4 separate regions of the Mus musculus genome follow, and regions 1, 2 and 4 are each linked to region 3. Evidence: chromatin loops called from intact Hi-C (ENCODE). Cell type or tissue: left cerebral cortex. All regions are shown on one strand.

Region 1 (8,000 bases), 370 kb before region 3:
TCTTTGGCACATGTGTATGGAAGAGACACTGGGAAGCTCACAGCAGAGCAAGGGGAAAAAAAAACCCCACATTTGTTTGGGATGAGGGAGTTTGAGTGGATACGAAAGAACTCTTAGCCAGCTGCTTGTTTTGGTTGAGCAGAATTTGGTGAAAGGAGTTTGAGTTGCTAGGAAAACAAACAAACCAACCAACCAACAAACAAAACACTACCACCACCACAACCATAAAACCAACAAAACCCTACTTTTCTTTTTGAAAAGTTGATTTATCCAGGAGGAACCAGGAAGTGAAAATTGCTGCTTTCACACTATTCTCTACAGAAATATGAATAAATGCCACTCAGCCGAGTATTGATTAAAATAGTATTTGTTCAGTTCCGACTTTATCACATGGTGCGGTAAAGCGAGGATGCTCACACAATGTCCTTTTAAATCTGTTCATTTCTTTATTGTACACATGAAAGTATACAAACAAATCGGGCCCTGAAGGGCTGCCCTATTCATTTATTACTTATGAACACTAGGGATGGAGAACACTGTGATCAGAGACAGTCTGTTCCCTTGGTAGTGTTGTTTAAAGGAAGAAAACAATACAGAAATGAGAAATTGTGCTATAAAGTGAGAGAATGGGGCTCAAGGCAACTGGGAGCAATTGTCAGGCTGTCACTTCAGTTGACATCAGCTTTCATTGACAGTAGAGCTAGAATCTCAAGGTTGAAGGGTTGTGCTGGACAAAGAAATGGGTGGCCCTTCTAGGTAGAATAAAGCTGTCAGGAGTGGAGACGGATGAGTTAAATGTAACACTCCCACCTCTCTCTTTAGTGAAATTGGGATGTTGTCACATGAATTAAGATCACCCAGTCCAGGTCACCCAGGCTGGATTTGAACTTGCTACGTAGCTGAGGATGCCCTTGAGTTCCTGATTCTCTTGTCGAGGAAGAGATTGCAGATGTACGCCAAGAGGCCTGACTCTTGGAGCCAGAAAGAGAAGAGATTTGTCTTAGATGTGAGTGGAAAGATTGTGTACAGATCCGACCGAGACACTGCCGAGGGAGTTAAATCATGGGGGGTGGGGCACATCACAACATCACAAATATTTGTTGTGTTCCGGTTGAATTTTATCTGCCCAAATAAGAGAAGAGGAAAATGGTGCCGGAAGAAACTCGGGGAGAAGGGAGCAAAGGCCAGACATTCAGGGAAGGTTTGGGCCCTTAATGGTTCATGAAAGGGATTATCAGGAACACATCTCTAATAAAAGAGAAGCAATCCAAACACCAAACCCTGCGCTGTTTACCAGCAGGAGATTTCGCTGTACTGCAGACAGTGTGGACTTACCCCCCAGAGCAAACACACAACTGCGTGTGTGTTTTCCTCCACTCAAGGCTCTGGAAATCAATTTCGAACCCATAAAATAGAAGTTTCCCAAACCAAATCCGCTATAAAATTTACCTCCGTGGAAAGGCCGTAGCTGTTACAGGAGGGCAGGATGATAGATCAGGAAGGCTTTTCTGTTTAAATATTTAAATAGATTTCTATTTGAACAGCTAAATGAAATCAAGCTCACTCTTTTATCTCAATAATTAAAAAGAAAATTGCTGGGCTTTCTTTGCCAAATGCTTAGGGCCGATTTCCCCCTTCCTTGAGCACCATTAGGGTACTCAAGGGTCTCCGCGTTGCTTCCGTTTTTTATTTTGGGGGTGGGGTGGGGAACAGTTCAAGGAGCCATTCAGTTAAGTCCCATTTCCTGGACAACAGTGGGACAGACTCCACTGGCTTCCTAATGAAGAGCAGATAGGCTTAATCATTAATTGCCAGGTTAATGAGGCTGAACCATTACTCACAGGGCCTGTCTGGGAGAGACAACCGGAGCTGTGGCTCCAGGGAGGACAGCCTTAGGGCTCAGCATGTTTCTTCCTGTAATTGGCAACTGGGAATAGGCTTCTCTCTGTGACATTTGCATCCGAAGGCACCCCTTTTACTTGCAAGGCAGGATAGTTTTAATTTTGAGTTTAGGACTTATCTATGTCCGTTTCCCTTGGCAACACTATCTATGACATTTTTGTTCTTCGTTTTTTTTTTTTTTTTTTCTTTTCCCATTACCATGTAGTTCGTGGTTATTTAAAAAAAAAAATAGAAACCAGATAAATGATACAAAAATTGAACTAGGAGTAGCTTAAAAATTGGCCATCCACTCAAGAAAATCATTAGCATTTTGATTATTCCTGTCGCTGTAAAACCCACAACTCGTCTCTTAAATGGAGTAAGAGAAGAGTTTATTCTGGAGCCACTTTGAGGGACCGCGGTCCAGGAAGGCAGATTTAGGTTACCTCAAATTCCACGTTCCAGTGTGGAAGCAGTTTGTTTCATGATGTTTTAAAGTTTACAGAACAGAGGCGTGAGTCAGGGCAAGTTTAAAATACCCTGGTGGGAACATCTGAAAGGCGGAGAGATAGGGGAAGCTTTGCCACAGATCTTTGCTATCTCATGACATTCTTAGCTTTTGGGTTGGTGGAAGCCAATGGTCCAATAAGTTAATAGATTCCAAAAAGATTTCCATCTCCTCTCACAAGATGTTAGTTTCAACACAGAAGTGGTCAAGGAATGGCTGCTCTGGATGGCTAGAAGTGGTCCAGGATAAGGATATGAAACTGTGACACACTCCAAACTCTCCTTAAGAGTGAGATTCTGATCAGTTTCTCCAGACATGGCTGCTTCTCAGTTTTCAGTCACAGTTCCCCACGTTGGCCAAGCATCTCATTTTGTGCCTGCAGACGCCACATGTTATTTACTAAATATTATAAGGTTCCTTATAGCTAGGAGAAACTTGACTTTTTGTCTTGTAGTTACATGAATATGAAATATGTTATTCATAACATTAGAGACATACCACCTATATGTATGCATAACCATCTACCTGTACGCAAAGGCATACAGGCACACAGTGCCATGCTGTTTTAACATAATATATTATTATGTTTAGGTGAGTAAATGAGTTTTTTTTTTTTATAATTTTGTAAGATGGAAGATGGTGACATAACTTGTTTGAAGCTCTTTGCTTTATGTAGGATCAGGAAACCCTGCAGGAATTAAGGTTCTATATTTTCCGCTATAGTTATGGGGTGTTTATGAAAATTAGTGGCATGATACCTTAAGTTATGAACCTAATGAAAGTGAAGCAAAAATTTCAAACATCTCAGTGCTCCATATTAAAAAAAAACCCAAACAAACAAACAAACAAACACCTCCCAATGACACAGATATACCAGATTATTGCCTGGCTGGTATTCCATCTGATCTTCATGGACTGTAAAATGAAAGTTAATATTTTTCACATGTGATCGTCTGTAAATAGTTATGACTACGCGGTGATCTGGTGCCTAGCAAGGTGTGGGAGTTAGAAGCATTAAGGTTTCTACACAAAGGGGCTCTTTGCCCTGTAGGCACCACAGCTGTGCTTGCTGAAAACCTTACCAGCAGGGGGCGCTGTACTTCCAGGACATAACCCAGTCTTGTCACATGCTCTGGAACAGTTGGCAGAGCTTTGAATGCTGCTGTAAGAGCTCACAATTCTGCAAGCACAGAATTTTACTGGAAAGTTATAGTCTCTCATGAAATGTCATGAGTTTGAAGTCCTCCCATCAGAAGATTGGGGCAACAGAGCAAAAATGAAAAACATTATTTAATAAAAATTCACTGGTCGCTTATAATTGCCACACGGTAGAAACGTCACTCTCGAAGGGAAAATCCTCCCTGCAGACCACTGGGAAATAAAGACACAAGGGGCGTGTTTCCCAAGTGTACGCCAACAATGATGTTGATGGTTCTGTTGTGACCTGGGGAACCCATACGATTTCCCTGGAGAAGTCACATTTGAAATGAGCTTGCAGTGACCAGGAACATAAGGACAGAGATATGGAAGAATTCCTAAAGCAGTTAAAAAGGAGCAATGGTTTGACAAAGATGATATACAAAGTTTGGTGATCTTGCTTTCTATTACCCCAAAATGTAAGCTTGAATTTCTAGAGTAGAATTGCACAATAAAAACGAGAAAGGCCGATGGTTAGTGGAGCTTATGCTGTGGCTTAGGACACGTGGCCAACATATGATACATTCATTAGATGAAACCATCAGCACAGATACTTCCCAGACGGTTCAGGTCCCATTGCCTTGTATTTCAGTGGCTCCAGTTGGCTACTCCCTGTCCTTACACACACACACACACTCTCTCTCTCTCTCTCTCTCTCTCTCTCTCTCAGATACATTTACTCACATTTTCTCAAATACTCTCTTATGTACACACACTCGCTCACACACATGCACACACACATGCACACATATGCATTCACACACTCACACATTTACACACACACTCTTTCTCATATACATGTTCTCTCACGCACATTCACTCACCCACACACTTTCTTATACACATATATTCTCTCACACACATTCACTTTCTCTCACCACAGGAACACATAAAGAGGGGTGGGGGAGGGGAGGGAGAATTTCTTTTGACAAACATGGGAAAGGTAAGATAGAGAGACCTTCTTCACTCTTCATGTCCTGATTGTCAAAATTGGTGGACATTTGTAAATCACCATCGCCTAGAAAGAAAGAATCAGTCTGAACCTCACAGTTTATTTCTAGAGCTATGAGTATTTAAAGTTCAGTTTCCAATAAGTATGATTCACTGAAGCCTGTGGTCCTCAGGAAGGTAAATCAATACCTGTCAGTCTACCCCAGGAGTTGGGCTTGGTGATGATGTTGTAAACACTTTGCTGATAAAGTGGAAAAAGAAGTACTTCTCAGGAGGAGGAGTCAGTTGATTGCAGATCTGGGCAGGGTTATCCATCTTGAAGCTGCTATTTGGACAGTTACCTGTTGCTCTAAATCTTCCCTGTATTGGTGTGTGTTCCCAAGGGAGACACTGAAATCTAAGGCACCTTCTGCTGTGAGAAGCAACTTTCATTTCCTTTTCTTATGGTGGTTGGTAGTTTTGCTGTTTTCTAGACAAAAGAGATGGAATGTATGGGGGAATCTTTTGGCTCTAAGTTGTGTAAAATTTGTGGCCTTATTTTGGGTTTAAGTGTAAGTGACAGCCCCTGCAGAGTGTCAGGAGGGGACAGTTCCAAGGCACCTGTTACTTTGATGAAGCACTGATGGACTTTGTCAGTTACCTGAAGAAATAACTTCTCTTTCCTGGGAAGTGGAACTTACATCAGAACTGGGCATGTTGTAGCTTCTAGAGTATTATCAATGTTTATTTTTGGCTATGTTCAAATGTGTGCTTATGTCTTTAAATGTGTGTCCATCTACTTCACAATTGAGATTTTTTTTTTTTGGTTTTTGTTTTGTTTTGGAGGGTGGGAAAGGGAAGAAAGAATGAGAAATGATTGGGTTTGAATAGGCAAGCAAGAGTGCAGAAAGAAGCAATGGCATTAAACATGTTTGAGAGACAGTAATTGTAATGGTGAGCATATGAGCAAGACAGCTGCCTGCAGCATATATGAGAAACAACCCAAAATGTGCAATAATACTTGGTTATCGATCTAGCCCAGGATCCTCAGAAAACTGTGCCTATCCTAGCTGGTTCTTCTCCTTCTCCTTCTCCTTCTCCTTCTCCTTCTCCTTCTCCTTCTCCTTCTCCTTCTCCTTCTCCTTCTCCTTCTCCTTCTCCTTCTCCTTCTCCTTCTCCTTCTCCTTCTCCTTCTCCTTCTCCTTCTCCTTCTCCTTCTCCTTCTCCTTCTTCTTCTTCTTCTTCTTCTTCTTCTTCTTCTTCTTCTTCTTCTTCTTCTTCTTCTTCTTCTTTCAACTTGATACAAGCTAGATTTATCTGGAAAAAGGAACTTCAATGGAGAAAATATCTCCATCCAATTGCCTGACTGAAAGTCAGTAGGGAATTGTATTGATTAATGATTTCTATTTGAGGACCTGGCCCCTATAAGTTGTAGAAAACAGAAAGCAGAGTAAACTATGGGGAGCCAAAGAGCAGCACTCCTCAATTTCTTTCCTCCTCTTCCTCCTCCTTCTTCAGATTTATTTATTTATTTATTTATTTATTTATTTATTTACTGCACACTGTAGCTGTGCAGATGGTTGTGAGCTATCATGTGGTTGCTGGGAATTGAATTCAGGACCTCTGCTCGATATGGCCCAACTTGCTCTGGCTCAAAGATTTATTTATTATTATATGTAAGTATACTGTAGCTGTCTTTAGATACACCAGAAGAAGGCATCAGATCTCATTACAGATGGTTGTGAGACACCATGTAGTTGCTGGGATTTGACCTCAGGACTTTTGGAAGAGCAGGCAGTGCTCTTAACTGCTGAGCCATCTCTCCAGCCCCTCTCTTCAGTTTTTGCTTCCAGGTTCCTGCCTTGACTTTTCTTCATGATGGATTATATCTTAGTTAGGGTTTTACTGTTGTGAACAGACACCATGACCAAGGTAAGTCTTATAAAGGACAACATTTAGTTGGGGCTGGCTTACAGGTTCAGAGGTTCAGTTCATTATCATCAAGGGGGGAGGATGGCAGCATCCAGGCAGGCATTATGTAGGAGGAGCTGAGAGTTCAGTATATTCATCTGAAGGCTGCTAGCAGAATACTGACTTCCAGGCAGCTAGGGTGAGGGTCTTAAAGCCCATGCCCACAGTGACACAGCTACTCCAACAAGGCCATACCTACTCTAACTGGGCCACACCAAACCAAACCAAACCAAACCAAACCAAACCAAACCAACCCCCCTTGGGGAATGCTCTTGTGCTGCGAAGAGGTCTGAAACACGAGCAGGCACGCACTCAGTTTTGTGAAATGCTTGCCCAGAGGGTATAGACTCAGCAGTCTCCTACAAGGGAAAGAAGAGGAGGCGCAGAAAGTCATCAGTGTTTGCTGTATGGATGTTCTCTATCCTGTGTGGCCCTTCCAGATACATGGCTTAGCAGCGGTGCAGGAGAGTAAGCCCATGATGCTAACAGTCCCAGTGCAAGGTGATCCCTCCACCATGGTTGAGATAAGACTCAGGCCTGTGTGCAAGTGCTCTGCCTCAGAGCTACGTCCTGCCCTGGGTCACGGTCTTATTAGTAGTGACTGGTAACACTCAAAAATCTTGGTTGAACAAATCCAGGCAGGAACACATGCAGTTTGGTACAAGGTAAAAATTAAATCTTGCTTTTCATTTTATTTTATTTCTTGGTCTGCTATCCAGTGGAGTAATTTAATGCCTATTCTGAAAATGCAAGTTTAATAATTGTAATTTAATAATTTAAAGCAGTTCAACTCTGCCCACTGTTAACTCTCTTCAGAAACAGCATATACATGTATCAATATTATTTTCAAAAGAACTGTGTTTAGTCAGTACTTAACATTTTTTAAATCAATAATTGAGATGCAATTTGAGTATTTCTGTAACTATTAAAGTAACTCAAAAGCTGTCTAATTTAGAAAACTCCAGCTATATATTAAGGCTTTTATCCTGTACCTTCTAGCAAACATTTCAAGAGGAATAACTCTAATATTTCCTGAACTATTCAGGGAAGAGCAAAGCAGTGGGTCACACAGCTCATTCTCTGTGGACAGCCTAACCTTGATGTCACACACAGGGGAGCATGCACACAGCAGACACAGACTTCTAGGTGGCAAAACAAGGAAGCACTCCTCCCTGGAAGGCTGGGGGGACAGGCTGCTCAGAACCTGCACATTGGGGGTGCTCTGGCAGTGACAGAGGCTCATGGAAGGCTGACTCCCTTCTTTGTGAGTGTGAGGACTCCTTTCTAGCTGCTCTCCCTGTGGCTCGCAAGATCTCTAAATGTGCAGGCCCAGCTCAGGGCTCTGCTTTCACCTCTAACTCAGCAGTGTACACCAGGTGCACGAGGGCAGTCTTAATCCTTCCAAATGCGCATGCTCAATCGGAACTCTCTATTTCCCCTTCCAAACTTGCTTCATCCTCTCTGTTAGTCAAACACCAACTGCTCAAGCTCTCACACAGGGATCACGCTTGAC
Region 2 (8,000 bases), 82 kb before region 3:
ACACATGTTCTCATTGGCTTAAAGTTACAAAGATATATAAGGACTTCATTACTCTGAAGAGAACAGGGACTAAAGAGAATTTTCCACGCTTTTGATTCTGATATTGTTGTTTTCTTGGTATTAACTGCTGTCCACTGCTTTGGCATTAAATTACTTGTCAAGGGAAGGGTAGAAGATATCAGTCATAACATGGATGAAAAAGTTAGGAGTTCTTTCTTGGAGTGTACTTTCTTGGTAAATTGAATCTACTTACAGTTAGCAGACCAACTTATTTGACTTCTGAGGAGTGACTCCCTTCAAAATAGCTTTAGGCATGACTCATTGTAATGCCCACTAATGTCATATCATCTAGCAGAACAAACAAAATAGAGCCAGGGTAGTAAGTGCTTATAAATAAATAACTTTAAAAATTGGACTGGACAATTTTTCTTGTGAAACACGTAGGAACAGAGTTACAGGCATGACATATAGCCCATTAAACAAAAACTTGACAGGGCAAGGGAATACATATAATATACATTTATATATTATATAATCATATAATATACATCATATAATACATACACTATTATATTATATATTATATATCAAATATTATATAATTATATATAATTGAACATTTAAAATGTATACATTTTATGTCGTATATTATATATTATATAGGAAATATATTTTATATAATAAATATAATATATGTTTATATATCTAAGGGATAAAATTTGGGATTGGTAAAAACCTGTTGTGGCTCTTAAAGAATTTTTCCCCTGACATATCTAGCCCTGATATCCATTGTGAGCTTAATGAAAGCATTTGATTCTAACAATATAAATAGGTAAGTTCCAATAAGTAGATAGATTGCAAAGAGCACATGTATATCAAAATAAGAGATCAGCAAGTAATGATTAATAAAGCTCTGAAGATGTTCCGGAGATTCAAACATGATGGCCAACTTTCTGCTCTCTATTGTGCTAAAGAACACCCAAAAGTCATTATAATATCTGGCTTTTGGGCATTACATTTCTAACGTCTTTTAGTAGAACTCGGAACGGAAAAAAAAAGTACAGATCCAAAGATACTGTCAGCATGAAAAAACAGATCAGTAGGAATGAGCCATTGTGCCTGGGGCATATGCTCTTCTTCACTTATGGATTTCCTCCTGGTCAAAATGGGTCTCTACTACCAACCTCAACTCTACCTTAAGATGATCACAGGCTACACACACATGTTGGAAAAATAGAAATGCAGAAAGAATGAATTCTTGGTGTAGAAGTCTTTGTTACTTTTGTAAAATTTGAATTTATTTTTAGCTATGCATAAAACATTATACTTAAGTATTTATAGAGGATAATGTGATGTTTTGCTACAAAAATCTATCAGATGTTTAAAACTAAATGAAAACTTATACACCATATGTGATTAACGTTGCTTTGATAATGATCTGGACATGTGTATATCTGTTCTCCCAGCGATGAGGAGGCTGAGGCAGGAGAGTCACGAGTTCAAGTAGAACTTTTTTAGGTCAGAATCCTGACAAGAAGACAGAATGAGATATTTTCTAATGATCTGACTAGACTAAAGGGTTTAACTGATAGAAGACAGTAAAAATCACAGCAAGTAGGAAAAGAGTGCTGTACCATGCATATATTTATGTATATGTGTGTGTAGAGGGAGGGAGGGAGGGGGGAGAAAGAGGAGAGAGAGAGAGAAAGAAAGAGAGAGAGACAGAGAGAGAGAGAGAGAGAGAGAGAGAGAGAGAGAGAGAGAGAGAAAGAAAATCATCTTAAGGAAGGGAAAATATTAAAACTTTGCAAGAGGTACAATGATGGGAAGGAAACACCTGCCAAGATGTAGGAAGATGAGCAAGCTGCTGCCTATGCCCCAGCCTGGCAGATAGGATATGTGGGCTGTAAACATCTGCTCTGTTTTTCTCTATGCCTTCTGATATTATTCTGGAGCCTTGCAAAAGCCGCACTGAAGCTAGAAGGCAAGAGGAAGCCTGGGAGTACATGTCCCAGGTTAGTAACCTGGGGGTACAGATCAAAGTAGAGAAGGCAGAATTGGTGTTAGTGAGCCAAATTAGAATAAACAAACAAACAAACAAACAAAACCCCTCCAGTTCAGAGCTCAGGACTTCCAAACCCGGTCTAGCTGACGCTGGGTTAAAGCAGTGCTAGATAGAACTCAATGAAAGACCAACATCCAGAGGTGGCATTTGGGTGGGGCCTTTGTCGTTGAGCCCTAAGCTTCCTTTCAAATCCCCTTTGCTGCTCTGGTCCTCATTTATCTCTGCTCAGATGCAGATGAACTGCTCTCAGCCACTCAGTCATGTCTTCTCAGTGTACTTGCCATTCTCCTTATGGGTAGCAGTCCTCTTAAGTCTCCCAACCTAAGGGCCTTGGCAAGGGCACTTCTTCTGTCCACAAGGGCAGTTATTCTTTTGGTATTCTACAACGCCTAATGCCTGTGTTATTCATTTGGAGTGCATCTTATAGTGCCTATTAATAGTTTCCTTTAATCTTTATTCTGTCGCAACGTCTGAGTCATCAGTGTGAAAAATATTTCTTTATCTCGTGATAATTTTAAAACCCCAGAATTCCGAGGTCACCTTGAGAAACAGGAGTTAAACAATTCAGAAATATCTGTCCCTGGTCATTAGAAGTATTCCAGGAGATTTTGCCAATCTTGAATTAGAGTTTAAGGATCAGAGGATGGTAAAGTAATGTATTCATCCTCTACTCTAGTTAGCATAGTGCTTTCTATTAGGTGGGTGTGTAGTAGTGTTTGTTGATTGATTGTTTTGATTTCCTTACAACTTGTGTACAGGGACAACTTGTTATCAGTAAAAAATGTCAAATTCCAAAACAGCATTTTTTTTTTTGTTCCAGCATCTTCCTTTTTTGAGAATATGATACAGTTTGAATTTGATCTCAAAATACTGTCCTTGTAACAGTAAAATGAAACACCATGCTGAAGTCAAATGAAATAAAACGGTGTCTGAGTACTGCAAAGCAGAGAGCTGGGAGCAGCTGACTTCTGCACGCTGCTTCTATAATGCTGGCTCATTGACTTAATGATCACGCCATGCGTTGGGCTGCTGTATGCTCTTTGCCACTTTGTTAGAGAGGTTTGTTCTCACTGAAGGGGGAGGGGGCTGCAATGCCAGCATCCGGCTCATAAGCCTGAATTTGAGTTGGGAAATTCAGAGTAATTCATTATTTATGCTCTCCTGCTTTGTCCTGATCCTTCCTCAACTTAGAAGCGGCGCACATTCTTCTCATAACCCTTTTTGTGTTCATTTTCAATCCTATCTCTTTCCTGCATGAGTTACTCACTACAATTCAGTCTTTTGCAAGCTTTGCTAACACTGTTGGTTCCCAGCATGCTGTTAGGGCTAGCGATGTGTGCTCATTAAAACTTGCTCTAAGAGAAGTCGATTAACAGGTTCTGGTTGAATAGAGATTTTCTTAAAATTTAATATATATGTTTTAAATGTGGGTATTTGACATGGGAGTTGAATGCTTTAAGGATTTACATATTTAACCCATGGCCAAATAAATGATATAAAATCTGTTTTAGTAGATTAAAAAGAACATGCAATCTGTTTATTTAGTGGGGGAACAGTTGCATCCCAGGCCAAAGGACATTGCTGGAGCATAAGAAGGTTGCTCATTTTACACTGATGTTTCTTTGAATTTTAATGCTGTCTAAAATGATTTCATCTCAAGTGAATGTGCTAAAAAAGCTCAAATATCAATTGTCCAAGGGATAGTTAAGAACACACACACACACACACACACACACACACACACACACACACACGTATATACATATGCAACTCCACATGCACACATATACATAGAGACAAACCACACTTTCCACATACACACATATACATCTCTCTCACACATACACTCAATTCAATCCACTCTCCCACATATTCTATAAACATTCATACCCACATATACATACCCACATATACACACATCACACTCACTACACATATACATGCACACACACACACTATCCATATACCCCCTACACATACATATCCCCCACCCACATGAATACCCCCACATATATACATATAAGCAAACAAGTACAACATTCCCCACACATGTGCAGACAGACACATCTCTCCCAGGTATACACACAAACACAACAACCCCAGATACACAAATCGTGCTCTGTATCCCATTAAACCCATGCACACACACACTCACACACACACACACACACACACACACACACACACCTCACACCCCCTACACACACACACATGCAGACACCATACTCATCACACCTCCACATATGTACGCACATGTAGGCACACACACACAGAAACATTCACACACATACGTTCTGAAGCTGGCACACATGAGGAAGGTGACTGACAGGTTACCTTTAGCTATTAAGTGATACACAGAGGTGGACTACTTGCTATAATCAAAATTGAAAACTCAGAACTTTGACACTTCTCGTCAATTTGATCTTTCTCACTTCCACAGGCTGATGATGGTGACGGTTTTATTCGACATTAGAATATTTAGGAAATGCCTTAATCTAGAAACGTGACAGCACAAATTGGGCGTAAGATGTAGGAAGAACAAAACCCACTAATGATAGTGACTGCATGTCTTAAAAGCCTCAGCACAGTCCATTTTGTCCCCCTGTGCACTTCCCTGACTACCCAGAATAATTATGCTCTGGAGATTAAGGAAGAAATGTTAAACTTCAAACCCTGAGGGAATTTCATGTTTCTATGAACAATTCTCTCCTGTTGCTCATCACTTAATTTGAAAATGAAACCAATCTTAGTTCTCTCTAAACCAAGGTTTTACTATCTTCACTAAGGTGAGCTACACATACAAATTTATTCCAAAAATCCAACCGCAAGCAACCTGAGATTCTGTATTCATCTATGGGTCTGTATATACTCATATATGGGTATATACTCACATATGGGTATATACTCACATATGGGTATATACTCACGTATTACTACTGTCCAATATCTTTTTGTTGGTCAGGTCTTGGTGTGGGAAGGGACTTGCAGGGCCTCTCATGGCCGGGCTTATCAAACCAGAGCTTATTCTCATAAGGCTGAGACAATCAGACAATACCATTCACTTGGGGAAATAAAAGTGACAATTGGTTTCTCCGATAGCTTTGAAACAAGAGCATGGTCCCCGTGAGCGAGCTGATAACCCTAAATAACTGTTCCTGGTCTAGTCCTCATTTTCTTCCTGTTTGGAACTATCATCCATATTTAACAGTTGAAATAGCACAGTCATTGCCTTATAAACATTCATTTTTTTAAACTTCAGGCAGTTACCAAAGACTATTACTGACTGTTTTAAGGTATTAAGAAGAATTTGTTATATTGTCTGCCTCTATAAACTTGCTAACTGAATATATATATATATATATATATATATATATATATATATATATATATATTTGTGTGTGTGTGTGTGTGTGTGTGTGTGCGTGCACAGATATCATAAAGCCAAATCTAATAGTCTATAGTGAGTTACAATAATAGTGAGAAAGCATAGGCTTTTCAAAATGTTGATAGATAATATACTAAAAATATTACCATCCTTTTCTTTTCTGTCTCTAACAGATAACCTAAATTGACTTGCTTTGGTGATGGCTTTTATTGTAGTCATTGCCATACAAAATTTCTAGCCTCCCCCTGTTTTGCCTAAAGCCAGACCTTATTTAGAATATTATAAGTATTAATTACAGTGAAAAATGATTAAAAGAGAATGCTAACTGGTCAAAGTGTTAGAATAAGTGCCAACTGAGAGTTCTGTCCTGAGTGGGATAGCTCTCTCACCCTGTCTGAAGTTCAGGGCACATCACAGAAGCTGTGATGGAAAGACTGGAAGAGCTAGGCAATAGGAAGGAGTGCTATGAGATACAGTCTTCTGTATGTGACATGGCTACTAAAGTCCTGAAGATACTAAAGCCCTGACCATCTGTAGAAGGCCTATGTGGGGCAGGAAGAAAGTCATGAAAGGAGGAGAAAGAGTATGTGCGAGAAAGACAAGCTAAGCAGGCTCAGTAGATATATAACATAAGGCACATGCAGCTATGATCACAACACATATGCTTGTATGAGGTCAAAAACTTTAAAAAAGGTACTAAATATCATTGTTTCATTGGATTGTATGGATTCATTTTGTGAAAACAAGTTTATGCAATTGGATACTGGAGTAGAAGAGACTCTGGGGTAGCAACTCCTGGACTCTACATGGGAAGTATACATTGTCTGTGAAGCTGTCTGACTCACAGGGACCATGTGTGCTGGGCCTCACAGAATAAATCACTGTGAACAATATATAAATGAAAGGGTGGTCATAGCCCCACATTCCAAAACAGCCCAGGCAGAAGAGTGTCAGTAACACTTGAGGGTAATGACACCCATGATCAGATTTGATTGACAGAAAATGAGCAAGTGTATTATACTTTTACTTATGGGAATTCTTTTTTTTTTGAATTCTTTTTTCTTTTTGACTTTCTGACACAAGGTTTCTCTTTGTAGGCCTGGCTAACCTGGCTATGAGATGCAGTCTTCTGTATGTGACATGGCTACTAAAGTCCCGAAGACACTACAGATTGTAGAGCTGATTGCCCTCAAATTCAGAGTTCTTCCTGCTTCTGCCTACCAAGTGCTAGGATTACAGACATGAGCCACTACTGCTATTTATGGTAATTCTTAGACAGGATTTTATGTTTGCTGCATGCCTCAATTTTCTAGTTTTTTCTAACAACTCCAACAAAGATTTGCCTTATGGTCTGATAAGAATTCTGGGATGATCGCTGCAATGGCTATTCTTGGTTGTCAACTTGACTGTATCTGGAATGCACTCCAAGCCATAAATAGATATACCTGTGAGCTACATTCTACTTGGTTTGAAGAGGGTGAATCCACTTCTAGTCTAAGCCTTTGGGGTAGGAAGACAAACCTTTGATCTGGATCTTGTGGCTGGAAGACATACCTTTAATCTGGTTAAAAGCCTATATACGGAATGGAAGAAGGAAGCATTCACTCTTTGTCTGAATGCCCTTGCTAGCACATCCATACCTTCACTGGCATTGGAATCCACTTCTTTGGGACTCTGGCATTATACAGAAGACCAGCCGAGATGCATCCAGCTTTGTGGCACTGAGCAACTACTAGATTCTTGGACTTTCCATTCACAACTAACCACTGTTAGATTAGTTAGACTGCAGCCTCTAAGTCATTCCAATGTATATATATATATATGCATTTCATGTGTTCTCTGACTTTAGAGAACTAATACAGGCACCAAAACATTTTGAGGCCATTGCTGAGAACTTTCTTTGCATGGATTCTTGGAGTAAAACAGTGAATTTTGATGAGGCTGTTTTTGAAAACTATTGGGAAATTATGCAGTCTGGACAAGAAAAAAAAAGAGAGACATTGCATTTTCTGTTGTGTTTTCAATCAAATATAGTGCTGTTATATTTCAAAACAATAATTTGAATAGGAGAATTTCAGCTGATCTTTAAAGTCCCTCTGCTAAAGAATTATTAACGAGGTGAAAGGGACCTGGAAGCAGAATCCTGTGGTAGGTGGTAGGGGCAGTATTTGTGAAGCTCCTTCCCTAGATATAGGACATGATATACGGACCAGGCAAGAGGCCTTCAGAGTAAAGACAGCTTTTAGTTTCAGAGATTCAAGTTCTGAAGCTAATGCTTAGAAGAAGGAAGGGCTGGATTGCTGGGCATACATTCAACATACCCAGCAATGGCTGGTGATTCTGACATCCCTTGAGCTCATATTATTTCACAAGTATAATGAAGATAACACTTAAGACATGATTTAGCAGCTTATGTATTTTGAAAAGGGCTTTGTGCTTGTTTGAGAAAATGGACAGGTAAGTGTTCTAAAACCTTCATCAAGGTGAGCTTAGAAAGTTGGTTCGAGGCCGTCTATTTTCAGCATCTTAGGGAGGCATGTGGATCTAGAG
Region 3 (8,000 bases):
TAACTTGAACACTAATAAAAGTTGAGACAGCAGGAAACTGAGATTCAATAGGGTATTTTTATTTGCAGCGTGTGTGTGTGTATGTGTACACATATATTCACATCTATATGAGTATGCAGAATTCAGAGGACAGTTTTTTGGAATTAGTTCTCTAAGCCCACCATGTAGACCACAGGTAGAAACTCAGGTTTCTCAGACTTGGTGGTAAGTCTCTTTATCTGCTGATCTATCTTGTCAGGTCCGTGTTTACATTTTTATATGGGGTTGGCAAGGTCACAAATGGTATGGTAACACAATAGAGATTGGGCTGGGCCCTACCTTAAATTGAGGGGAGACATGTGAGAACAAGTATTTTGTAAGTTATAACTAAGTAGCTAGTGTGGTAAAACTAGCATGTAACCCAGCTTTACTTCCATCGGGCTAATATATCCGTCTGACCATAGTAAGCCAGGTGGAAACATTTGACTGATTTCCTTCCATTTAATTTTTCATATAATATTTCAGACTAGCAAGAATAAAATAGTATCCACCATCTAGCTATTTTCCAGATTTAACATCTGTTTAACAATTTGTCACAGGTGCATTTTATCTCCCTGGCAAAGCAATGCCTTGTAATCACAACTGAAATGCAATTCAGTTTTATTTCACTCCACAGATAATCACTATGCCAGAGTTGGAGTATGTGCTCCTGATATTATTGCATGCCACCCTTTTTTTCTGTCACTCTTTATAAACAATATGTTTAAATATTGCAGATGTTTGACAGAGGCTCTTTCTATGTAACCCAGGTTGGCTTCAAACTCACAATCCCTCTGCCTCAGCCCCCTGAGTGCTAGGATTAAAGACACGGAACAAATACTTAACTAACTTGTGTGTTGTATACATGTGTTAAACTTATAGAATTCTACATGTATGTGATTTACAGTTTCTCTGGTTGTTTCATCCAGCATTTTTTCATTGAGATATAACAATGTAGATATATTTTAAATTCCGTTTTCTCCTCTAGGTGTGAATAGGTAATATGAAGTAAATCTATTTACTCCCTTACAGATGGGTCATTCCCATTTGTTCAACTCTTGGTACTGCCATGAATAGCTTCATTCCAGTCTGGTTTGGAAACATTCAGAGCATCCAGTCAAAATTTCTCAAGAATCTGTCTGCTGTTGCAGGTTCGTATATCTGATTCTATTTGAATCTCTTACTTTAATTTTACCCTATGGATATTTGGGTGACTACATCCCTGTTATAACTTTACATGCTTAAGACAAGGACCAAATATTTTTTAATCAAGTGCTATACTGTTACTCTTGATGGTGAAAAAAGATCAGCTTGAAAACCTAGCTCTCTGGAAAGCAGTATGTTGTGCACAGTAGAAGGTTTTATTTAAAAAGTTAAGTCCATTGCTCAAGGCATCTTGTATTTTATATAGTTGCACTAATCTTAGTTTTAGCTTGTGTTAGAAAAACAGGAAAATTTTTTTCCTATTATTTTTATTTTAACCAAGCTGTTCCTGTTTGTTGCACCAGTAGTTTGTGCCCATTAAATTTCTGTGATAAAATAAAGCATTCCATAATTTTCTTGAAGGAAAGTTATTCTATAGTAAAGGTCATTAGAAAATTTAGAAAAACAAATTAGCTTGAAATGATCTTATACTGATGTTTGGTATCTCTTGTATCGCTTGATTGCGGCTGACACCATTAACAGGAACATAATTCTAAGTAAACAAGTATTTACTGGGTAAATTTAAAATATCTCTAGCCCAACTAGATTCTCGTTTATTAGAAATGTATTTCATCTGCCCATCACACTGCAAGGCTAGCGCTACCCATCACATCACCACTGTAATAAAAGCCGATAGAAACCCCAGGAGAAGGGACATCAATTCCTGATGTTTGGAGAGGAAATAGCTCTAGTGTTCTGCTGCTGAGTCCCTGTAGGAACACAGTCCTGGGATGGCAGTGAGCCGCCACCGTTCAGAACCTTCCTTCAGTGGTCACAGTGAAGCACGGCTGCTAAGAAACTAGAGATTTGACTCCAATGGCAATTTCTTCTCATTCCTCTGAGGGGACAGCAGAAAATTTGTACAATTGACTTCCATTCAAATTCTAGCCATCCTCTGTGCATCGACTAGATGCCTGTATTGTCTCCTCTACTCTTTAGAGTGTATATTTAGAAGCAGTGAGGACAGGTATACATACCACAGTGAATGTTTGTTTTATAAACAGCAGAGAAGATCTTGAAGAGCACGGACCTTAGTCTAATCTAGCAGAATAAGAATGTTAGGACAAACTTTCAATGAAAGAAAAATTACATTTATCACATTGAAAATATACATTTAAACTGTGATGTACATATCCTGTGTGTGGCTATAAAGGTCTGTGGCTTAAGAAAATTCTACAGCAAGGAATTTTTTCTAAAAAAGCCCATGCATTTGCTGATAATAAGGCAAATAGTGTTCATGTTTTCTTTTTCTTTGAATAACTAGAATTATTGAAGTAGTTATAACTTTTCTGTTTTAGTTGTTATGGGAATGAAGATTTCTTGATTTCTCTATCTACTGTGTCCAGCATATACCTAAGGTAAGGGCATTCTTTAAAAATGTTCTAGATATTGTCATCTTTCCAAAGTCAAGCAAGATACCTCATGGATTTATCAGAACTCTTTCATACTAAGAATTAATTCATTAATTGAAACCCTGCAATGATTTCTTAGTAGGTTGAGACCAATAGCTTCCTACATGACATACCCTTGGGAGAGCTTATTTATAAAAGCTTTAGAACATATTTTATAAATTATTCTCCAGCTAAGTGTGTTGGAGTACAATATAGAAGTGTCTTTAATTCTCAAATGCTTAAGTTTCTTTTCTTTTTTTTTCCCCCTTGTATGGATCATCCTTTGGGAATCCCTGCCTTGAGGGAGATATCACCCTTTCTAGCCTTGGGATCATTCACATGTCAGCATCAGGCATCTTAATCACTCAGCCTCCTGAGTTGTCCAAGGCTTCGGGCCAGTGTGCTCTGACCTACTTGTGTGATCTGACTTGACAGATGAGCTTAGTTTCTCTCTGCTATCTTATTTCTTGTCACCCTAGAAGGAAGCTATAACTGTTAAAATTCCAATTAGGAGTAGGAGTCCAAGCGCTCCTTGATGGTGCCAGGTAAAATCAGTCTATCAGCGAGTGAAGACATATGAAATGTTTAAAGCCTTACCTGGCACTAACTGAATGACATCTGCTACTGGAATTCTCCCACAGTGAGTCAAATTAGTAAGTAACAACTATGAAAAGGGATGGATTGGAACCATTCCCACCCCTATCCCACAGCAAAGTAGGTAGAAATTCAGGACAAGCAGTGGCTTGGGAGTGTTTTCTTCCTAGGGCTATATATATATATTTGATCTGCTCTGAAAAATCAAAGCAATACCTTTGTATTTGTTCATTCCTTCATCAGCTGGCAATCTGCTACTAGCTAGAGAAGATATTTTTCAGTTGTGGAAGTTGTAGGATAATGGAGTCTCTAGCCCAGCAGTTTTATTTTAGAAAGCCTGTACAGTTTGCACGTGTAAAAATAGTGCATCTATTGAATCCCAGAAGGGCTTGATTTCAGCAACATGGGCAGTTCTGCAGAAGTGCACACACAGAGCGATTGTTCTAAAAAAACGAGCTCTTGGAAAATGTCAGAACATTCTACTCCAGCGTGGTCATTTGCGGATGATTTTTCATGTTGTGTCTAGCCTTCTTAATACCAAGACACTCTTTAAAATGCCAGATACCCCCTCCAAAAATACACATGAATCAGTCATTTGCATTTTCTCATAAAGCTCTCGCCTTTTCAAAGATCACTGGCTCTGAGACAAGGGCGCCTTTCTATCTCCTCACTGAGAGCCAGTCACTCAGAACACCATATAGTTTCCCTAATTTATTTATGTGCGTGCATCATGGGGCACTGCTCTTTCCATGCTTTGGAAGACTGAGAATCTATTAAGCATTTAAATATCAGCTGTCCTGTCCCTAATATTTTATGTAGCATGAGGCAGAACACTGTGACAATCTACTAACACTTTCCTCTGATCAGTCTCATTCTGTTGGGAATAGACGTGGCCCTTTTCCTTGTCTATTAGTTGGCTTCTATTGAAGATTTTTTTTCCTCATCTCTTTCAGTTCCTACCCACCATGCCCCCTTTGTGTCTCCTTGGCTCTCTCATCTTCCTTTGTTCTTTCTTTTTCTGGTCCATTCCCCTCTTGCTTTTTCTCTTGCCCATTCCTTATTTCAAGACCGCAGCTCCTTTTCAAAGGCAGATGCTGTGGAGTGAGGGAAGCAGAGCTGTTTCCTGTGCACTATGGATGGTGCATCAGGTTTACTAGGCATGGTGCAGCATGTGCACGAGGCATGGTACATCAGCTACACTTCTTCTTTGGTGTCTTTCTTCTTGACCAATTCAATGCTTCACCTTCTGGAATAGATCAGTCCTAGACACCCGTGTGTTCCATACAATTGACAGCAGGGCCTTTACAACTAGGCAAGGTGACTTAGCATCTTTGAGGGTTTATTTATAGTATAGATGACCCAAAGCTTTCTACCCCATCATGCCTGTTGAGTGCCCTCAGCTACATAGAAGAAATCCTTTGCTCTTCATCTGACCTTGTGCACTCTGCAGACTATATCATCTCATGAGTCTATAAGATCAGTGCAATCAAAAAAGAAAAAAAAAAAGGAAATTTATGTACACCTACAGCTTGGAGGAATGTGTAGGAAGGAGTGGGTGGCTTGAATCTCAGATGCCTGTCTAATGACCATCCCCACCCCGATCTTTTGTAAGTGAACACCAATAGGCTTAATCTTGAGGGTCTCTTGTGGGTAGTCACCGCTGCTCTCGTTGAGATGGTGATGTCTGTTGTGCTCAGAAAACAGTGTTCTATAGCAGCAAGTGATGTTGAAATCAATTACCAAGTTCCAATTTCCCAGACTGAGACTCAGTGTGTCAGTGACTTTTCTCATCATTATTGTTGTAGTATTTGAGGTTTCAGTTCATCACGGTGGAGAGAGCAGGTATGGTGAAGGATACAGAGGATGGCTGGTCACATTGTGTGTGTAGTCAGGAAGCAATTGGAGATCAGTGCTGATGTTCCACCCTCTTTCTTGATTCTAAGCAGTTTGGGCCTCAAGCTTGTGCAATGGTTCCATCCGTATATTGAATGTATTTTACCATCAGTTAAACTGTTCTGAAAACAATCACCCAGGAGTGTGTGCCCATAATGAGTCTAAATTCTATCAAATTGATAATCAAGATTAACCCTTAATATCACACCTAGAGATAGATAATGCCCTTCAATAAACAGGGAAATAGGCAAGAATGAGGCCATAGTAAGGCTGGAGTAGTTTACTTAGGATCCATGCACTTCCTTAGGCTCCCATGAAGCTCTGAACCAAACTAAGTGTCTTGGGGTGAGAAGCCCTCTGTGGGTACTACTGGAGAAGGACAAACTAATACTCCTTTTCAAGATCTAAAATGAATCCTCCTTTGGGTGGGCCTGAGGGGCTGGAGTTGCATCCCCTGTGAGACTGGCAGCCAGAAGAGAAGTTCTTTATAATAAGGATAAGACAGAAAATAGCCAGGCAGTTTTAGGGTAAAGACTCAAAAATGAAGGGTTGTTTGTTTGTTTCTTTGTTTTTCCTCTATTTTCCAGCCTGGATGGCCAGCCTTGTTTTGGCCAGAGGATAAAGATGCCAGAAATATTTAAGACAAAACGCCTTTGCTTCTGCCCTAGCCAGAGGTGAGGGATGCCAGAAGCAAGGTTTTCCCTTATCTCTTCCCCCTAAAGGAGTCCCTCTTTCCTGGGAACCACACTGAGTATGTGACTGAACCTGTAGGGCAACTGGACACCTGAAATGGAAACTGGACTGACCAGCTCATCCCTTCTCCAGCAAAGCTGGCCACGTCTTATTAACTCCAAGATCCATAATCCATGAACTTCATAACCTGGAGGCCACTGGTCAGTGAAAGTTTACATGACAATGTTCATTAAGCACCTTGGCTTCTGACTTCAAAGTACATCCAAGAGCCAAGAAAGGTCCTGTCATTTTCATAAACACTGGATATCCACGTTATCACTTGTAGGACACACAATCGTCTGTGTGGCATCCTCTGTAACCCCACAGTTTTAAACTGTCAGCAGAATCAAGCTTTCCATTTGCCTGGGTTTTGGTAGTCATAACTCCTAAAGAAGGTTAGAGTATAAACTTTATTTGTGCCATTCCATGCACGTTAGCTATTGAAAGCCTACTGTGTTGGTTGGATAGGGACATCATAAGGATTTTGTACAATCCTGTTATTACAAAAAGTAATATTTTTTAAATTAGTTGGTTATTTTATTTGGGGGATGAGAATCAGATGAATCAGGATAGGGAAAACAGCAGTTCTCATCTGTATGACAGTGACTTCGTCTCTGTGTATTTATTTATAATGGTCAGGGGGCAGAGCTTATAGAATCCTGTCTTACACCAAAGGGAGAGAGAGAGCTGAGAACATTTTTATTTTAACACTCATTCTTCATCATTTCCCTGGGGGCATTTTCATTTCAAATGGTTCATTCCTCTCAGAGCCCCCGTGTCGCCTTAGAAAAAGCATTCACCTTGGGGGTGGAGAGACTCTGCACTGAATCTGATGCAACTCTTTTTCTGGCCATGGAATTTTTAAATGAACTCAGAGGATGGATGGTATTTTGCATTTTATTACCTTATGTTCCACATTTCATGCATAATCCAAATCTCTAAAATGTATTTGCGGTAAAGCACCCTTCCTACATGGAGTGTCCTTGAATAGCACCGAGTGTGCCATCAGGGTTCTAATGCGTGTATCTGAGGCCAAGTCTGAAAGCCAAGAGGAGTCACAGTAGTATTACTGTACGCAAGGATAGACTCTTAGTTGGATTTTATCATAATTTTAGTTAAAAATATGGTCAGACTAATCAAAATCCATATTCTTCATTGCTCTAATGCATCTTTTCTGTCTGTCGCCCCTTTCCATGAGACGCTGACCTGCACTACTTCTGTTCCTGGGCTGCTTGGCCCAGGCTTCTTATAACCATGAGGACAGGCAAAGACCTAACACAAATGGAGTGCGGGGGCTGCCTAGGGGATGGGAAAGCGATTTCTGTCACGGAAGATCACCATTTGTCTTCTTATACCTCTGACTCAGCTGTCAGTCTCACATGATCTCTGGTCAGTGGACAGACAGGGAAAGTGGGGCCCAGCACACTCTTGTGGGGAGCTCTTAGCTTCCTTGGTGCTAACTCTACAGGAAGTGATAAATCTCCAAAGTATTTTTAATGCTTGTAATGGAAGAAAAAACACTTCAGCAGATTTTTTGAGAGACACAGCTTGTGAACTAGAATCTAACATAGCTCACTGGGGCTGTAAGGCCTCTCTGCTTTTCTCTAGGCGGCAGGGCACTTTGGGGTGGAATGGAACCTTCACTAAGCATCTCACAGTGAGCTCTGGACTCATGGTGCTCTGGGCTCACAGTGCTCTGGGCTCACAGTGTGTGCTGTCTGGGTTTCAGAGCTCTGGGTTCACAGTGCTGTCTGGACACTGGGATTTTGTTGCAAATGAGTCTGTTTGGCAGACAGTGTTGTTAGCTTTGGCGTTATGCCTCATAAGAAGCCTTATTTTCATGGAAAAATCAATTTATTGACTTACAAAAATGTTCTTGAATCTGGCATCATATTTTGTCACGTCTTCTGTTTTAATTGTAGAAGAAAGTATGTCCCTTCCCCGCCCCCTGAGGGCTGGAGATCAAGTCCAGAAAATGTCTGCCAATTAGACAAATTCTTTTTACTATCTCTAGCCCACCTAGAATTGTTCAGTCTATGTTTCTCAGTGATTGACTTGAAATATACTTAGTCATCTACTCTTTACATTGGCCTCCTTTATGAACAGGTTTACAGCTAAGGCATGCTAACTTTAACCCTCATTTGTTCCCTGCCCCCTGAGACATTTTAC
Region 4 (8,000 bases), 190 kb before region 3:
TCTTAAGTTAGGTGTGGGAGCTCGTAAGTTCCTAGCCCCTCCAGACTACAAAATTGAAGTACATTGATTTTTGTGTGTGTGTGCAGATACCACAGCTTGTGTGAGCTCATGAACATGGTGGTCCTGCCACATTTGGAAGACATTTTTTGATCTAATCAAACCTGAACTCAGGATCTTACAATCTTTCTGTTCCCTCTTCCACAATAGTTCTTGAGCCTAGGGAGGTATTGGGGGGTAATATAGATATCTCATTTGTGGCTGAGAACTCCACAGAGGTTTGTTTGAACTTTGACCAGTTATGGGTTTCTCTATTAATCACTATTCACTGCACAAAAAACCTGTCGAGGTCTGAGAGATACACTTATGTATTGATGTACAGATGTGGATTTTTTTTTTTTGCCAGATTTACAGTAACAGGTACGTGTTTCCTCCTATGATGCAGGCCTTAAATCTGATCAGAAAGTGCTTCATTATCCCTATAACATTCATGCTACTATTGAATCCATTCTGGTCATTACTGAAGCTCAGAGTTCAGAGAGAGATGGGACCGTTGTTTACATTTTCTCTGAGTAGACCAGAAAACACTTTCTGGTACTATGAAAGCTAGCAGGAAGAAAACTTCCTGCTTAATAAAAAATTGATTTTTTTCATGTTCTATGGTCAAAGTGTGTGGTATCTTCCATGTAGAATCTTATCATCAAGTTTCGGTGTGCAACAAGGGGAAATAGCAATAGCCTGCATTGTTTTGGTAGTCTCTGGGACACTTATGACTAAATCAAGGGGAAGGATCCAACATCTTGCACTGGGCTTTTACTTTGGCAATCTATGGCTTCTTGGGAGGAAACTTATCTTTTGTGTAGGGTAATTTCAATTTAACCCACACACACACACATTTGTAAATGTATTACATATATATATATATATATATATATATATATATACACATATATATTCATGTGGCTTTTACAAATATCCTTAATGTTAGTTATCCCTCCTTACCTTCTACTCTGCCCTTCCCTCTTTCCCATCTCTCCACTTAAACCTTTCTCCTCATATTACTTCTTTATCTTCATATTAACCTATGTGCTACTATCCTCTGCTCTTAAGACCTCTCTGAGAGTGGTCGTTTCTAGTTTCCTAATTACACAGGCATTACAATTAAACACAAAGTTCTGGATATACAGGGATGAAAATTGATCCGTCTTTCCTATTTTGCACACAAATAAATTCCAAATGAACCAAAGAACCTAATGGACTTGAAATTCTGAAACTTAAAAAAGATAAAGATTAAGAAAAATTTAGTTACTGAAAGGAAAACTTAATTGAAGAGGCACCCTACAAAATGGGAGACAATCTTTTCACTTATATATGGCAGAGGATTAGTGTGCAGAATATACAAAGAACTAAAACTGAAACAAAACCTAAACACCAAAACCAAATAAACAAATAAAGAAACCAACAACCTCCAAACAACCCATTAAAATTGGGATATAGATCTAAAGAGTATGGATTTTGGGGAAGTGGGAAGGAGCTCTTATTCACTGCTGTTGGGAGTATGACTCAGTGCATCCATTATAGAAATCATGTGGAGGTTCTCAAAGAGCTGAGATTAAGTTTACCACAAGATCCAGTTCTATCAGTTTTAGGCATATGCCCAGGGGACTCTTTATCTTACTACAGAAATAGTTTCTCATCTATGTTCATTGCTACTCTATTCACAATAGTTACAAAATGGGAACCGTATAGATATTCATCAACTGGTGAATAGATAATGTAAATATGGTACATTTACATGATGGAAATTTCTGGTTTTTTGGGAGACTCAGGTGTGTCATGTGATAGTCTTCTGGAAGCTGTCTACGACAGGATGTTTTATTGATGCAGACATGTGGAAGAAGTTTTGTTGGAGCAGACACATGAAAGGATGTTTCTCTGAGAACAGGCATGAGGTATTTTTCTGGAAGCTGTCTTGTGAAAGGACGTGATTTTTTTTTTCCTGGAACAAACACTTGAGAGGACAAGTGATGTTTAGAAAAAAATATAAATATAACCCCACAGAGAGTGAGAGGATGCTCTGACATTGGTTTGCCTTGCAATGCTTTGCTGGCCTTCCCTGATCTTCACTTGTCATGACTTTGTAAAGAGAAGTTCACCAAAAAAACTTCATATGGGTTTCCAGCTGCTTCTTGCCTCCTCTATGGACTTGTGCAGGTTTGGTCGAGCCTTGTGGTTTCTTCTGGATGGAGCCACTGCTACTGATTAGTGTTTGCTGTTTTTGGACTGGACTGTTAATATCCTGATAACAAAGGTGGAAATAGCTCTAAAGAACTACTTCTAAGTAGGTCCACATCCCCCTTGTCCTATTAACCATCTTCCTCCCCTACCTTAGGTTGCGGGTATATTAAGGAGATTAATGTATTTAAGAATCCTTCTTAAAGTAAGTTTTCAAAAAAATCTAAGCCTACATGGAATATTGTTCAGCATTAAGAAAAATTAAATAATGAAATCTGAAGATAAATATATGGAGTTCGAAGCAATCATCATAAGTGAGGGAACCCAGAGCCAGAAGGACAAGCATGCATGTTTTCTCTCATATGTAGATGTTTGCTTTGAATCTTCAGATACATGTGTGTCATTTGGAAATCTCATAGAGGTTAGGAAAAAAGTCTGTGGTCATGGGAGAGTGATCTTATTAAAAAGGGGGGAAAGTAGAATATTGGATCAGGAAGGGTGAAATGGGGTGGGGGATGGAAAGGGAAAATAAAGGAGGAAATATGGAAAGATATAACACTAATGACCTCCTAGAAAAAGTTATGTGGAAACATACTACTGTAGAGCATCCTAAAGTATATATATATAATGAACAAAATATCAGAATTTTTAATAAAGATTGGCCTAGAACCCAGTGATGGAATTTTAATCAGGTGAGGGAGGGACTATGAAGACATAGAGTTGGATAATATGTTTATGGCTCACACTGACATCAGTGATTTCTGTAAATTTTATTTCTCTGGGCTATGAAAATTTCATGCACAATTAATTCTGTAGGAATAATTCTCTAGCTGTGCATGGCTCTAGGATGTCTACTAATGCACCAAAAATAGCATCCATCAAGTTCCATGTCATTGAATCCTTGGATGACTGAAGGTTTTTCGGAACTGTTCATGGAATGTCAACATTGGCTAGTCATTGCTTAGGACATGTAAAATAATTCTTAGATTGTTTTACAATGATTAGCTAACCACAGAATATTTTCTTGTAAAAAAGAAAGAATAAAAAGAATTCTGTACATTTGGAAGGTGTTTTAAAAGGGATCATTGTGTTCTGGCAGTGGCTGGTAATGGGGTCAAGAGCTCAGCATCTTTGATTCTTTTGACTGTAGAGGATGACACAGACTCCAGCTCCTAGACTTCTCTGATAAAATATTTTTTCACAGCTTTTGAGCAACAGTGAGATCTTAATTATATAGAGAGATTAATGTGGGATTCATTTAGATGCCATTTTTTAATGCAAAGAAATTAAAATCCTCACATTTTCATGTCAAGGAAAGAGGGTGGAAGAAATAAAACAGAACAGAAGGTGGAAGCCAGCTGTTGAATGTCCTCCCTTGATGCATTTTTAGGTCCTGCTCTGGAACTGTGTGTATTGGTCATGCCAGCACAGGGTGTTCATACTCCTGAACAAGTATGGGTTACTGGTAGGTATTTGAGGTTTTTTTTGTTTGTTCCATCCTTCCTTCTTTCTTTCTCTCCCTCCTTCCCCTTTTCCTTTTTAAATAAATAGACCTTCACTGTCCCCCTTCTCTTGATTAGAACCAATGTATTGAAGTTTCTTCCTTCTAACTCTAGTAAAGAATTTTCAAGATAACTCATTCTGAGTTGTCTTTCTGAACAGAACACATGGTGTTGGGCTACATTTACACACACCATAAATAAATGACGAGAAAAACAGCACCACTACCCAACACAGAATTCTCAATTAGAAAGCTGCTTAAATCCTTCTCCAAGGATAAAAATGAAAGTCTGGATTTATTTTAATAACACATTTCACAACTCGCTATTCCCATGATAATCTAATCAGCAATGTCAGACAGCCAGTTTAGCAATTCAAAGGTTATTTCCATTAATTAGTTTTACATTCAAATGGCTCGACTCTCATTGCCATGTGAAAACTAGCAGAGATGAATATGTTGTGCTTAACAAAATAAATAAGTCTGCTGAGTTTGAAAAATGGACTCAATTTGTCTTTTCTCTTCTGGTGGCAGATGCGAAATGACAGCTAAATGAGTGATCAGTCCATTTAAAAGGAAAATGTATATCAATATTGCCAACTGCCGCCATTGAACACACATATATAATTGAATAGGCTGACATACTTCTGTAGGCAAGTGATATAAAAGCGACTAAAATTATGGTAATCTTGATCTATGGTAAGGAACTTTGAGGCCTTGATCATTCATTCACTCGAGATGTTTACAAATGATTTCTTCAGGGCAGTTTTGGCTTTACCCCAGAATACTTTCTTACTACTTTGTAATCAGGAGCCATCCTTGGATGGCTCCTCAAGTTTCTTCAGATCAGGTTACTGTTAGAGCTGCAAAGAACTATTTGACTTGGAGGTCCTCTCAGCCATTGTGAGTACCTGCCCGTTCCTGCTCATGTGGCACTTCTCTCCAGCTGAATACAGGCTGTTTTATAGGCCACCATAGATTGGGTGGCTTCAGCAACACGGGTTGATTTTTCACAGCTCTGGAGACAAAGAAGTCTAAAGCTTGAGGTGTCTGCAGGTCAAGTGACTGAGTGTTGGTGGCACATTTCTAATTGACAGACACCTGTCTTTCGGTTGTATGTTCACATGATGATGAGGAAAGTCATCTATGTTTCTTTTCATACAGACACTGATCTTACTCTCAAGGTTTGTACCCTCCTGGAGGAGTTCCATCTACAGGTCGCATTCTCTATTACTGCTACGTTAAGAATTCAGATTTCACTACACGAATTTGGGCAGATATCCATAGCCCAGCCTGGCATCAGGATCTATGTCAAAGAATAAGGCAATATGGGTGAACAAATGAATGTCAAAAATCTTACTAGAGATAAATGAATACATCTCCGGGAGCATCCTCAGGTGGTGTGCTCCCCCACATTAGTGCTTTCTGTTATTTTTACCCTACAGGCTTGTCTGAGAATCTAATAAATCTTCATAAGCACTGTTCCCTGAAAAGCTCAGATACACACAAATGCAGCCAAACTTTGCACTTATTTTTTGGTATGTAAATGCTTTTCACATGGGCATGCATGGTCATGATTTCGGTTACTTTTATATATACTCACTTATGAGTAAACCCGTTAGACCTTAGAGTACATGTTTCTTCTTCCAGTTGATCATTTGCAACTGCTGCCCTATGGTATGGAGTGAGGAACAGGAAACGAAGACTCTGATGGACATTGTCAGTCTACCCCAGGAAGGTGTAATGATGTTTTGGGCACTGTGCTCATTAGAGCTAAATTGTTGCTCTTTGAGGAACATGTGATAAGTTTTTCTTCAGTACATGACCTAAGACAATTTCCCTTTTGAGCAATTGGATTGATTTTTAATTATAGTAAAACCATCTTTTCTTATTTGAATTTGTTTGCTGAAAAGCATAGAGATAAATGTTTGACTATACCCAACAATTATTCTGTTTGAATTATTTTTCCTTATCTTCATAACTCATGGTATTAGAGAAATAATTTAAATAAAAGTGCATTAACTTTAGATAGTATATTATGTTAAATATAATGTTAAGTGAAACAATGATGAGACAGTACAAAGAACAAGACACCATCTTAGAGACACAGACACACTTCCACATATTTTTGTTAGGAGAGAAAGCAAAGTCATACTACAAAGAGGGAGAGTTTCATCTCAATTCCCTGATATTTAACTGTGACTAAAAGCATGCTTTATTCTTGTAACCTAAAGAGAATTCTTAATCTCTTATCTTTCTGGGAAGGGAATCAAATGTATGATCTAACAATCACAATGTTATCAAACAAAATAATAGTTGAGTCTTCAGAAACATAGCTAGGAGACAGTGGTTAATTTAAGGCCATCATAGAAGAAAGCTACCTCTAGAGTGAATAGCAGCTCTCTTAGTGGAGGAGTGGAGTAGAGGCATTCCCAGAAGGAAGCAACGAGACACAAGAAGAGAAGAACATCGTGTGAGTGGAGAACTACCCTAGGAGAGGCATGTGGCACATGGGCAGGAGGAAAGTCAGACCAGCTCCAATCCAGAATGTCACAACTGGTTTCTCCCCTGTCATGTTCTTGGATAAATACCATCTGGTTAAGGGTATCATGGTATGTGTGTTTGAAGACAGTATTTGAATATGGCTTGACATTCTTGTCATAGAGAGCAGTTAGGTACTACACCCATAGTCTGCTTGAGAAGGCATGAGTCAGTGGTTGTAACTTACCAAGTCCTTGACTAATGTTTCTTTTCTCTCTACTTTCTCTGATTCCCCTTTTGCCACAAAGTCACTTTCTCACCTTTCCATGACTTTTCTGTTCTGACTGAAGCTTTGAACCTTCAATAAATATGGTTGTCTTTGTCCAACTCTTGAAAATTAAAGTTGTATTTTACTCTTATGCAGACATTTGAAAATTCCACTAAATGTAAGTGATTGCTTCTCATCCCTTCAACTTCAAAGTGGCTCATATGCCACAGTTTTCAACACTGGTATTGAAATTGGTAATAGTTTTCTTACAAGGGAAAATGCCATGAAAACATTTTAGGTTCAGTGTGAACTACTTTGAGGGAAGAGGGAAATAGCATAGTATACCACAGAATTGGACCCTGGAATGCCCAGACTATGTGACTATGGGCCATGAAAATGTTACTACTTGAACAGCTAAGTATGAACATCCAGTAGGATGACATATGTAGAACTCCTGGGTTAACTGCGGAGCACATTGCTAAATGCACATAGAAGACCATGGGTGGATAGTCAAGATCACCTGTAGCCATCCTGTGCTGAGAGGCACTGTAAGGACTAGCTTTGCAGTCTTTGAGTTCCTTGGAGGAGTATGGGTTGGAAATATCCCTGTTTAAGTCTTCTCCTTCCCAGAAATATTAGAGGACATATTTCTGTTGTAAAGTATCCCAGGTGGCATTTTGTTACGAAAGTTCTGGGGATGAGCATAGGGTTTAGTGTCAGAGGCTTTAGCAAGAACTGCAATCTATGTAGGTTGTTCAACCCTAAAGGACTCCTCATCTCAGCTCTACTTTTTTTAAATATTTTTTATTATTATGTATTTTCCTCAATTACATTTAGAATGCTATCCCAAAAGTCCCCCATACCCTCCCCCCCACTTCCCTACCCACCCATTCCCATTTTTTGGCCCTGGCATTCCCCTGTATTGGGGCATATAAAGTTTGCGTGTCCAATGGGCCTCTCTTTCCAGTGATGGCCGACTAGGCCTTCTTTTGATACATATGCAGCTAGAGTCAAGAGCTCTGGGGTACTGGTTAGTTCATAATGTTGTTCCACCTACAGGGTTGCAGATCTCTTTAGCTCCTTGGATACTTTCTCTAGCTCCTCCATTGGGGGCCCTGTGCTCCATCCAATAGCTGACTGTGAGCATCCACTTCTGTGTTTGCTAGGCCCCGGCCTAGTCTCACAAGAGACAGCTATATCAGGGTCCTTTCAGCCAACGCTTGCTAGTTTATGCAATGGTGTCATCGTTTGGAGGCTAATAGAACTGAAGACCCAGAAATGAATCCACACACCTATGGTCACTTGATCTTTGACAAGGGAGCTAAAACCATCAAGTGGAAGAAAGACAGCATTTTCAACAAATGGTGCTGGCACAACTGGTTGTTAACATGTAGAAGAATGCGAATCAGCTCTACTTTTGAATTCTGCATTTTCTGCATGATTCCTGTGGGAAGAGGGATGCGGCTCTTTATAACTACCATTATGATGAACAGCAAAGGGTGGAAGACGGAGGATTGTGGA

What was found. Peaks named below come from ENCODE experiments on the same cell type or tissue, not always from the same donor. Only the 100,000 strongest peaks of a DNase experiment are listed, where the experiment ranks them.
Region 1: it touches region 3 in a loop (5-fold over the local background); 2 of 42 quality-filtered maps call a loop at or near these places.
Region 2: it touches region 3 in a loop (5-fold over the local background); 2 of 42 quality-filtered maps call a loop at or near these places.
Region 4: it touches region 3 in a loop (2.2-fold over the local background); 2 of 42 quality-filtered maps call a loop at or near these places.

The regions. Positions count from the first base shown.
Region 1 is chr12:58,798,097-58,806,096 of GRCm38, reverse strand. No RefSeq gene overlaps it. Among named protein-coding and RNA genes, the nearest start is that of Sec23a, 210 kb to the left of the region's middle. In left cerebral cortex, a CTCF peak has its summit at 3,473 (motif pointing right); a DNase peak (open chromatin) is centred at 3,497.
Region 2 is chr12:58,508,065-58,516,064 of GRCm38, reverse strand. All of the region lies in intron 1 of Gm30687 (a long non-coding RNA gene), which reads right to left. Gm40427 (a long non-coding RNA gene) reads left to right here. Exons shown (of 3, transcript XR_872781.2): 3 at 6,548-8,000. Among named protein-coding and RNA genes, the nearest start is that of Gm40427, 6.2 kb to the left of the region's middle. In left cerebral cortex, no CTCF peak of the experiment used is centred here; DNase peaks (open chromatin) are centred at 1,507, 1,906, 3,125 and 3,273; H3K27ac peaks cover 2,140 bases.
Region 3 is chr12:58,425,740-58,433,739 of GRCm38, reverse strand. No RefSeq gene overlaps it. Among named protein-coding and RNA genes, the nearest start is that of Gm30687, 7.2 kb to the left of the region's middle. In left cerebral cortex, no CTCF peak of the experiment used is centred here; DNase peaks (open chromatin) are centred at 3,288, 3,574, 6,705 and 7,358; H3K27ac peaks cover 3,088 bases.
Region 4 is chr12:58,616,063-58,624,062 of GRCm38, reverse strand. The region is part of intron 1 of Gm30687 (a long non-coding RNA gene); the gene reads right to left. Among named protein-coding and RNA genes, the nearest start is that of Gm40427, 100 kb to the right of the region's middle. In left cerebral cortex, no CTCF peak of the experiment used is centred here; DNase peaks (open chromatin) are centred at 1,606, 3,632, 3,927 and 4,166.